2 separate regions of the Homo sapiens genome follow, and region 2 is linked to region 1. A link is an interaction called in ENCODE POLR2A ChIA-PET data of the cell type or tissue named here. Cell type or tissue: Caco-2. All regions are shown on one strand. Links, peaks and the distances in the headings refer to the core of each region. The heading gives the core; the rest is flanking DNA.

Evidence for each region. ChIA-PET counts read pairs that join two places held together with the same protein. Peaks named below come from ENCODE experiments on the same cell type or tissue, not always from the same donor. Only the 100,000 strongest peaks of a DNase experiment are listed, where the experiment ranks them.
Region 2: POLR2A ChIA-PET joins it to region 1 with 9 read pairs; 1 of 35 experiments calls an interaction of 5 or more read pairs at or near these places.

What each region holds. Positions count from the first base shown.
Region 1 is chr15:57,673,575-57,678,961 of GRCh38, forward strand. GCOM1 (GCOM1, MYZAP-POLR2M combined locus) reads left to right here. Exons shown (of 17, transcript NR_104371.3): 11 at 1,394-1,494. MYZAP (myocardial zonula adherens protein) reads left to right here. Exons shown (of 13, transcript NM_001018100.5): 12 at 1,394-1,494. Among named protein-coding and RNA genes, the nearest start is that of POLR2M, 30 kb to the right of the region's middle. In Caco-2, for the core only: no CTCF peak of the experiment used is centred there; a DNase peak (open chromatin) is centred at 2,147.
Region 2 is chr15:57,596,798-57,602,184 of GRCh38, forward strand. All of the region lies in intron 1 of GCOM1 (GCOM1, MYZAP-POLR2M combined locus), which reads left to right. The region is part of intron 1 of MYZAP (myocardial zonula adherens protein); the gene reads left to right. Among named protein-coding and RNA genes, the nearest start is that of MYZAP, 7.6 kb to the left of the region's middle. In Caco-2, for the core only: no CTCF peak of the experiment used is centred there; a DNase peak (open chromatin) is centred at 2,734.

The DNA.
Region 1 (5,387 bases), core at 268-5,267:
AACCCATCGATCTGTCATAGCATGTCATCTACTAAGGAATCTGGAAAGCATTCTCTTCCTTTACACCATTTCTTATTTATCAGAAAGGATTCATTGACTTTTACATTGTACGGAACATGGATTTTCACAAGAACTGATACGTTGCTCCTTGGTATCAACCTTTCAGAGCGGGAGCTACTGAATGTTTAACCCACATCCTTTCTTTCAAAACAAATGAGCTTCTGTCTCCATAGAACTTTTAAACTTTCTTGTGTTACCTAGTGTCTTAGAATAGTGCCTCAGCTTCAGCTCCAACTTAAAGAAGAAAAGAACAAATGGTTTCATTTCTAGTTATGCAAATAAACTGCTCATTGTAAAATCATTTATAAATTTATTTATTTAGCAAATATTTATCTTGTATCTGCTGCATGCCATGCTTTGAGCATACAACCAGGAAGATAGATATGATCACTGCTTCATGAACATTTAGTCTAGCGTTACTGAAAAATATATAGAAGCACTTTTTAAAAAGCATCCCAGAATCTCAATACGCAGACATAACCACTGTTCACTTCTTTCTGAATATTTTTTTTTTGGCATTTTTGCCCTTCGGATTTCAGGCACCAGCACTTCGTCTATTTTCATTTCAGTATCTTCAACTTCTTTGTCTATTTTCATTTTGGTATCTCTTGCTTCTTTGTCCTTCATTTCCCCCATGAGGCAAATCTCCAATTGCTGAGCATCTAATCTTTAACTTATGTAATGTTTGGCTCTGGCCCGAAAGAAAAAAAACTTTTCAGAATGTGAATTTTAATCCCAAGGAGCTTGTTCTACTTTATATGTGTGAGATTCTGAATTTTCCACACCTACGAAAGACTAATTAAGTTATAGAGGTATTTCCCACTGTTAAATTAAATTAACAGACTTGCTCATTTTATAGTTTAATGAGGAGGTGTTAAAAGTTGGGCTGTACCTTATTTATAATGGCAAAAACGTGATAAATATCTAAATGCCCATCAATAAGAGACTAGTTAAATAAATAATGTATCCATAGAATGGAATACTATTAATGAGTTAAAATAGTTTGTTGACATAAAAAGAAAACTAATATAGATGGAAAGATAGCTACAACAAATTAGTGGCTGAAAAAGCAGATTATAACATAGATTACAATATTTTGTTTTCATTTATGTAAAATTGGATGCACATGTCTGTACATGCATAGCAAGCCATTTGTATGCATTCAGTCAATCTATTTCTTCAACAACTATTGTGTAAGTGATGCTCTGTAAATACATTGTGATAGTTGCCCATGTCATGGGGCAAAATCAGATAATACATATAAATTGTATCATGCATATTTGAGGGGGAACATATTTGACTTACTGAAAGTACCTTTTTTTCTCATCTCCAGAATAATGAACTACAAAGCAGGTTGGACTATTTAACAGAAACCCAGGCCAAGACCGAAGTGGAAACCAGAGAGATAGGAGTGGGCTGTGATCTTCTACCCAGGTATTTAGGAATTTCCTGATTTTTTTTTTTATTCAAATTCCTCTTTGGCTGAAGAAAATACTTTACTAGGCTGTTCTTAGCAGAATTGCATTCTTCCTATCACAAATATTTCTGCAAAGCCGAGTGGTGGCTGCTGAGAGGCTTGACTGGTTTCTGTAGGAACAGGGGCATTGTGCAGGGTGGAGGGGTCAGCAAAGGAGAGACCTGGGGAAGCCATTTAGAGAGAGATGGGCCCTGTCAGTGAGTGAATGCATTTGTTCCTTCCTTCCTTCCTTCATTCATTCAACTAATGCTCTTAGTACCTTCCCTGTGCCAGACAGTTATGACACAGAGAGGAGTGAGATTTGGTTCCTGCCCCAGAGTACAGTCTGGAGGGAGAGACAGGTATGTAGGTAGACATATATAACGGTGTGAGAGGGGCATCCGAGGTGCTTTAGTGATATACAAGAGGGAGGATCTAAACCTTGAACAAAAGTCATCTGTTCCTCAGTACTGTAACAGGGTATTGTCAAGCACTGGATCCAGTTCATAAATACCTGATCTGCTTGAGTCATCGGCAGATATGTGATAACTATAACCTGGTTTGTTCAGTTACATTCCTGAGCTAGAGGACTGACCTGTTCATTGTTAAGCTGCTTCCATGCTTGCGTCTCTTCCTGGTGACATTAGAGCCTGTAACACAGTAACCTGCCTCTGATAACTAACTCACCATTCCCGGGTGCTCACAACTGTGCCTGGCCTCAAGAGGACATAAAACAAGTTTACAGCAAAGATGCTAATGACATGTGACTTGTGATTTAGGTAATCAAAGTCACAAAATGCCTGGTATCGTGTGTGCAGGAGGGTGGATTCTTGTGTGAACAGGGGCACTTGTGTGTGCTTTGCTGGACATAGTAGTCTAGAAAAATGTCGAATCCTGGAATCTTGAGTGGTTACAGCTGGTGGGAAGTAGTGACGAGCCGATCACCAAGCTGGGGTGTGGAATACCTGGTTCTTGTCCTACCAGCCAGCAGCAGGATGCCTTCAGACAGGTTCTTCACTGGGGCCTCGGTTTCTCAACTTCTAAAGTCAGTGATTTGACTAGGTAACTGCTCAGGCCTCTACCAGCTCTAACATTGTACAGTAAGGCCTCCTTTCCTTACTTTATTAATTTTTATTTATTACTGGTATTGTCATTTTTGTTAATTAAAATGAATCACTTGCCATTCTCAAAGAATTTACCAAAAGCGGCATTAGGTTCTTTCTTTGACAGTGTCCTCAATTACATTGCTTGCCTTCTAGTAAAAAGGCATTTTTTATCAGTCCAATATAATTAATAGAAAATGTTGAATATATATATATGTATATATATGTGTATATATATATATGTATATATATATATATATATATACATATATATACATATATATAGACTCCGGATCTCATCATATTCAGATATATTTTCATATATGAAAATATAACCAAAAAGAACGATCAATTGTGTACAGAGACCTTTTTGAAATTTAAATAATTTGGCCGTTTCCCCCCTTTTTGTATTTTTCAAAAGCCAAGTGGCCTAGTCCACTCTAATTGCCCACATAATAAATCTTGTTTGGCTAAGACGGGTACAAAACTATGTCTGAAACCAATAAATTGTTTGTTTTCTAATTCCCGCATTTTGGCTTAAAACAAGCTTTTCAATTTGTATGCCCAAGTATAGCCTGAAGCAAACTTTTATGGCTAAGTTATGAAACCACAAAGCGGTTTTCATAATGGAAGTGCTGACAGACCCTTAACTTATGGCCATGGTGAACTTGGAAGCCACTTCAGTATCTAAAAGCAGCTTTTCCATAAATGTAACATTTGGTTTCCCCCCGGATCCATCTTAGCAGTTTAACTACCTAGGTCAATCAGCAGAGGAAATGAAAACTACATATCCGTGTTTCCGAAAAGGCAGAATAATATTTCATTCGTTTCCTCGCAAATATTTATTAAGTGCCTACTATGTGAAAGGCGCCAGGGAAGTCTGGGTGGGGAGGAGCCCAGAATCTTTCGGTAACTCAGGGCAGTGGCCTTCCACCTGCGCTTCTTGGAACTGCCTTACTCTGAGCTGGGGCTCCTGGAGAGGCTTCGGGATGCCCGGGGGGATGAGGAGGGTTAGTGAGCGGCTGGACCGTGGGACCCTTCTTCCTCCCCAAAACAACTGAGAAAGTCAGCTTTTAGTTTGTTTTGTCTGTTGGATTCCAAGTAAGATTCTGTTTGAATAAATAGCTCTATGGGCAAAAACAAATTGGAACTCCCGGTCTAGTTAATCCCCATGTTTTATGGATGCCAGAACTGGGGCTCAGAGAGATCAAGTGATTCACTGGAAGCCACATAGCCAGAATTAGAACCAGGCCTTCTTGAGTCTTGGTGCAGTACATGTGTAGTTTGAAAATATGTAATAAATAGAGAGCTACTAAATGGTGGTGTGTATGTTCTAACAAAATTCCTGGTTCATACTTGGACTTCAAATTTGCATCTAACTAATAAAAGATTCCATGGTATTGTCCAGAATGTTTTTTAGATTTTTGTTTCTAGAATGTTTTAGACCAATACAAGCATTGAATTAAGCCTGAGTTATGCAGAAGCGTTTTGTTCTTTGTCCCTATTCTTCTCCTACAAGGAATTCACCAGTGTGGAACAGTCAGGGAGGCTCAGGCTGTCCAGTTCCCTGCCCAGCCAGCTGCTAGCTGAGCTCAGCCTTGGGCAAGTTACTTCATCTCTCTAAAGCTTCAACTCTTTCATCTTTAAACTAAGAATGAAGAGGATAATATCAAACCTCATTGGGTTGCTTTGAAGATTAAATAAAAATGTGTACATAAAGCATTTAGAGACTGGGCATGGTGGGTCACACCTGTATTGCCAGCACTTTGGGAGGCCAAGGCGGGAGGATCCCTTGAAGCTAGGAGTTCAAGACCAGCCTAAGCCACATAGCAGGACCTTATCTCTACCAAAAAAAAAAAAAAAAAAAAAGAAAAGAAATAAAAAATAGGCCAGGCATGGTGGCTCATACCTGTAATCCTAGCACTTTGGGAGGCCAAGGCAGTGGATTGCCTGAGCTCCAGAGTTCAAGATCAGCCTGGGCAACTTGATGAAACCCTGTCTCTACTAAAATACAAAAAATTAGCCGGGTGTGGTGGTGTGCACCTGTAATCCCAGCTACTCAGGAGGCTGAGACAGGAGAATAGCTTGAACCCGGGAGGCAGAGGTTGCAGTGAGCCAAGATCATGCCCCTGCACTCCAGCCTGGGCCTGGGCAACAGAATGAGACCCCGTCTCAAATAAATAAAAATAAAAATGAAAGCATTTTAGCATGGTAACTGGACCAGAGTTAAGCACTTAATAACTAATAGCTATTACTATTAATATTAACTAAACCCAAACTCTGATTTTCTATGTAGAACACTATATAAAATACAAAAAAATCTGAGTATGCTAAGATGATTTCATTAACTTTTTATTGGTGGTAATCATTGATTTTATGAAATGGATTGATAGCCTGATCAAGTATATAGTACTTCAGTATGCATTGGGCTCTTCAGTTAAACTCTCTAGACACCCCGTCTAGACACTGTGTAAAACTCTGGGAGGCCCAGTGATTGATAAGGTCTCTGTCAGCTAAGACCTGAGAGTGGCCCCTGCGTGCTGTAGGCATGGGGCACTTGTCTTATTGTAGAATAGCATGGCCTCTCCTACTCACTCATCTGTACAACTGCAAGTGTTACATGCTGTGCTACTGCTAATAGCATTTTTAGAGCTGCTCTACTTTTTTTTTTGTCTTGTGTGAAAAAAAAATTGCATTTAGTTGCCGGGTGTGGTGTCTCACACCTGTAATCCCAGTACTTTGGGAGGCCGAGGCGGGCGGATCACCTG
Region 2 (5,387 bases), core at 285-5,284, 77 kb before region 1:
CTCTTTGCTTTTCTTCATGTTTCTCCTCTGATGAGTGTTGTCTCCTCTAGGAAGCCTGCCCTGAAACCTCAACCCTCCTTCTCGTGTTCCCCTAGAGGCCTGTGCATGCCACCATTACTTGCGTCACCTGTGATTACCTACTGGAAGACAGGGCTTAGGAACCACCCCTCCCCAGGCCTGGTGGAATAGGCAGTTAAAAACAGAAATCTCACCAGGTCCTACGTAGAGGAGCCACAGTTAACATTGAATTGGCAAATGGAAAAACAGGAAGAGAAGCCTTGGGTTAAATCCATCCCATCACTTCTGACCCACCTGGGCAGGAAACGGGTGACAAATACATGGGAATGCTGGCCCAGGTGAGGAGGTTGACAGTTCTGGGAAGTCCTCCAAATATTCGAGTTGCCTCATCCTGCTGCACAGTTGGAGCTTCATCCCTTTGGTTCAGTCAGTGGTTCTCAACCAGTTATACACAGAATCACTGGGAGGCTTAAAATAGCCATGTCGAGGCCTCATCCCAAACCAATTAAATGGGAACATCTTAAAGTACAGAAAAGCATGAGTATTTTTTAGGAAGCTTCCCAGGCGATTCTAATGTGCAGCAAGGCTAACAATATTTCTTTAAGCATTACTCCCTTCTATAGCTTTCTTGGAAATGCAGACACTCCTGGGACAGTGTTGCAGAAAGGTCCCTTGAGCCTTGTGGGATGAAGGGCAGGGTGGTGATGGGGCAGGGAGGGGGAGTCCTCGCACTCCAAGTCACACTGGCATCTTTGTGTGCCTTCATCCACCTGTGTTTTCTCTCTGGATCTTGGCGTTTGGGGCACATTGTGTGCCTAGTACAGAACACAGCCACAGAAAGCAGGAATGTTTTGTATGCCTCTGAGCTAAGAATGGTTTTCACAGGGGCCTGCAAAACCTAAATATTTACTGTCTGGCTCTCTACAGAAAAAGTTCGCCCCACCCTGATGTAGATAATTGGGCTGCAAGTTCAGGGCCACAGCAGAGCCAAGAGGTCTAATCTAGATGGGGCATACACTGTTCCGCATGCAGCCTGCTGCAGGCTCCTGGGATTTGATCCTTGTGCTGAGCAGAGAGTGTGGGGTCTGTTCCCCCTAGCCACACTTACAAGGGCCCCACCTTTTATCATTAAGGGGAGCTGGGCAGGGACCCACAGTCACAAAGTGGAACAGGCCTGAGAGAAATGTAAATGCACTTGGCTAATTTCCTTAGGGAAATCCATCTTTGTAAACTGGCAAACCCCTGTCACCTCCCTGAATCATCTTCTCCACTCCCTTTTTATTTGAGATAGATATTTTTCCCCTGGGTGAGCCAAGGTGCCTGAAGTTGAGAGCATGATGTTACTGGATCCGCAGAGTACCCCGTAGGTGAGACCCAGGCCCTCATCTCCACAAAAGGGTCAGAAACAAGGCCTGAGGGGACCCATGTAGCTCCCCAGGGGCCCTGAGTTGCCAAAAAGGGTTTTGTTGTGCTTTTTCTTGTGGAGGAAACCTGAATGCTACCTGTCCCTCCCTTGCTATCCTTCCCAGGGGGGTTGGTTTCAAGAAAGTGCAAGGCACTCCAGGGAGTTTCAGGTATATTCTTACTTTGTTTTAGTTCAACCTAGAAAAAACTACAAAACCCAACACTGAGCGAGCGCCCATCATGTGTTGATACTATGCTAAGCACCGTAGGGGCTATATTAAGTGGTGACGGTACAAAGCTTACTTGATCACTCCCCCTATGTTTTCCCTTCCGTCCATTGTGTGGTGCATGGAACACTGGAGGCACTGAAAAATGACCAGTTGGATTATTGAAATGAACTCAGATTTGAATGTTAGTCTCTTCCTCCAAAGATTTGAATGACTCCTCATTGTCTTCTGACTAGAGCCAGTGCTTCTCTATCATGCATTTGTAGATTGATAGTTCAGCCCCTATCTGTTTGTCCATTTGCCTGTCCTACCCAGGCTTAGGCTGCAGGTTCTTATTCTTGGAACTTGCCGACATCTGTGTGTTTGGCACAGACTAGAACGCCTTGCCTGATAGCTGTCTGCTGTTGTTATGATGGTGGGTTCTCCAAACCTCACTGACCTGTAAAGTCCTTTCTGTCCTTCTATACCCAGCTTAAATTGTATCCCGAGGGTCCTTCCTGAGGGACTTTCCCATATATTCCCACCTCCCATTAAGATTAGTGTTCTTCTTCCTATATTCCCATGATAATAAAGAATGTTTACAGAGTGCTTAATGCGTGCCAGAAATTGTCCTAAGCTCTTTACACACATTAGCTAATTTAATCCTCACAACATTCCTAAGAGGGTATAGTATTGTTAGTTCTTTTTACAACTAGGGTAATGGAAGCACTGAAGACTAAGTGGCTTTCCAAAGGTCTCAAAGCTAGTAGGTGTCAGAACCAATACTGGAAGCCAGGAAGTACATTTCCACTATGATTTAACCACAAAGCTATCCTGTCTCTCTACACCTTGTATTGGTTATTCCAAGTGTTCTTGATTGCCTTGTTTGGGTATATTTCTAGATTATGTACTCCTTGGAGGCCAGCATTTTTTTTTTTTTTTGCCATCGTCGTACCCTCATAGTCCCTAAAAATATTTCACAAGTAATAGGTGCTCAGTAACTGAGTAATAAAGTATGCTGAGTCCAGCTTCCTGCTTTGATCTCCTGGAAGGAACCCTTGCCCCCAGGGACAGCTGGTTCGGTAGCAGTGGTGTTCAGGGTAGGATGCAGTTCTTCGCATTGTGCATAACACAAGCCCTGAACCAGCTGCTTTGGGAACCCCTGGGAATAAAGTGCCCTACCTGCCTTTCAGGCACTGCCAAGCCTGGGGCATCTCTGGAGATTGTGTATCCGAGTTTCAGGAGACCATGGAGATCAGCCTCGTAAAATGCTCGGAGGTAAGGAATGCTGCCTTGATGTTACTCGGGGAGATTTTCCCATGGGGAGATTGCGGAAGGTGAATGAATGGAGGGAGGTAGACTGTACTCGGACAACTTTATGGGTGGTTCAGGGGTTACTGTCCTTAGTGCTTCTGTTAGGGATTCAGAGTACCTTTTAGACCTTTAGAATGTCCCCCTTGCTGCTCCTGAAGCAGTCCTGTGGAAGGATTAGTCTCTTTCTGGATCTGTCTCTTCCCGACATATTTTCTCCCAGTCTTTGTTATTACTATAACTACTATTATTATTTTAATCAAAACCTTACATATCTTAACATCGTTGCCACCAACACAGAAATCTGTTTCCTTAAGAATATCTTCCGCCTACATCTACACAAGTTATCAGGGTATATTTAAAAAATTAAAATGGGATTATTCTTAATGTTTTGTTCTGCAACTTTCTTTCTTCCCCATGGCCATACATTTGGCTATCTTGTAAGGAAGATGTGTGATTCTGTTCTAAGCTGGGTTTAAATTGCTCCTGAACAGCCAGTCCATCAGTGGGTCAGTGTTTATTAAAGAAAAACTAGCTTTGCTCCTTAATGTTTTGATCAAAGCACCTCTGTTGACAAGAGTAAACTTCAGACAGGGTGCTGCAGTAGCCTCAAGCGCCTGCTGCAACTGCCAAATGTCTTTGAGGTCATATGTTTTATTTTACAAGTTCATTTTATTTTATGCATTCTGTTTACCTTGTGGCTTTGTATACCTCAGGGTATTGCTCAGTGTGAGAGCTTCATATAAGGGTTGCCCAGCTCATCATAGGAAGTGTGTTGAGGAATATAGATGGGCAGATGAAGAATGGGCTCAAGCCAGGGGAGGGACCATCTAACTTTTGAGTGATTGGACCCATGGGACCCCCTTTCTGAAAATTATGACCATTAAGGATTACCCCTCTAAAATAATCAACCAACCGAAAGTCATCACTTACAGTGTTAATGTCTCTGATTCATTGACCAAATTGTTATTTTCATGGAAACAGGACTGTGAGGCTAAGCAGGTCTGTTTCATTTTGAAGCATATAGGATGATGATAATATCTAGATAATAGTAAAAATATCTGGCTGGGTGCAGTGGCTCATGCCTGAAATCCCAACACATTTGGAGGCTGAGACAGGATTGCTTGAGCCCAGGTGTCTAAGACCCATGTGGGCAACATAGTAAGACTCTGTGTCTACAAAAAATAAAAAATTAGCCAGGCATGGTGATGCATGCCTGTGGTCCCAGCTATTTAGGGGCCTGAGGTCGGAGAATCACTTGAGCCCAGGAGATTGAGGCTGCAGTGCTATGATTACACCACTGCACTCCAGCCTGGGCGACAGAGCAAGACCCAGTCTCAAAATAAATAAATAATCAAATAAAAATAAAAATATCTAATATTCATAGAGGCTTACTATGTGACACTCTCCCTTTATCCCATTTTACCCTTGAGATTCAGAGAGATTAAGTAACTTTCCCGTAGACACACAGCTAGTAGATGTTGGAGCCTGTGTATGTGTGTATGTGTGATAGGCATATATGTACGTGTGTGCACACTTGTGTGTGTGTGTGTGTGTGTGTGTGATGTGGTGCAGGAGAAAAGGACTTCCTTTTCCCTGCAGAATTATGCATGGACTAGACCCAGCCTAATAGGAGATTGTTGAGCACCACAGGTTTGGATTGTCTCTGTGGTCTGAGTTACACTTTGATGCTTGTGCAAATGTCAGACTGGTTTCAACCAGTCTGAGGGGCCTGGAGCCAGAGAGTTGCCTTTCTCTGGAGGGACTCAAGATTCCCTACTCAAGATCAGTGTTGTTGCCCACCAGGAAAGAGAGCTACCTGGTAGTATGGCTTGGTTTCTTTTTGGCCAACATGACTGACGGTGAGCTTTGAAGGTTGCTTGTAAAGTTGGCCCCACAAGAGGCAATGATAGCCCTGGGGGTCAGGCCACATCTGATTCCGGGGTCCCTGGGGGATGATGCTTGCCAAGAGGAGGATGAGGATGGAGAGGGATCTTGAAACCAAGTCATGTGATTTAAAGAACTGGGGTTGTTTCGTCCAGAAGAAAGGAAGTTCAAGGGACAGGAGGACTGCCTAGAAAAAGGGGAATTAGTTTGCAGTCCGAGGACAACCCTGGGTCCATTAGGTAGAAATTCTGGTGTAAGCTCAGATCAGCAAGTTAGAGGTGCCTGGTAGCAAAATGCAATGCCTTGGAGGGTGGCAATGGTGTACGTGGAAGTGCTAACATGGGTCCCAAACCTGGGCTCCCTAACCTGTTCATGGAAAATGAACAGGTTGGTGCCACCTGTCAGGTACATTTTTGGGTGTTGGGTTTCTTCAAAGGTGGGCAGGTTGAACTCAAGAGATTTTTGACATTCCCTCTAGCCCTGGGCTTCTAGGCTGCAGGGTGGTTTTGCTAAGAGGCCACCCTGTGGACCAGTGCAGATCTGTGAACCTGCCAACCAGAC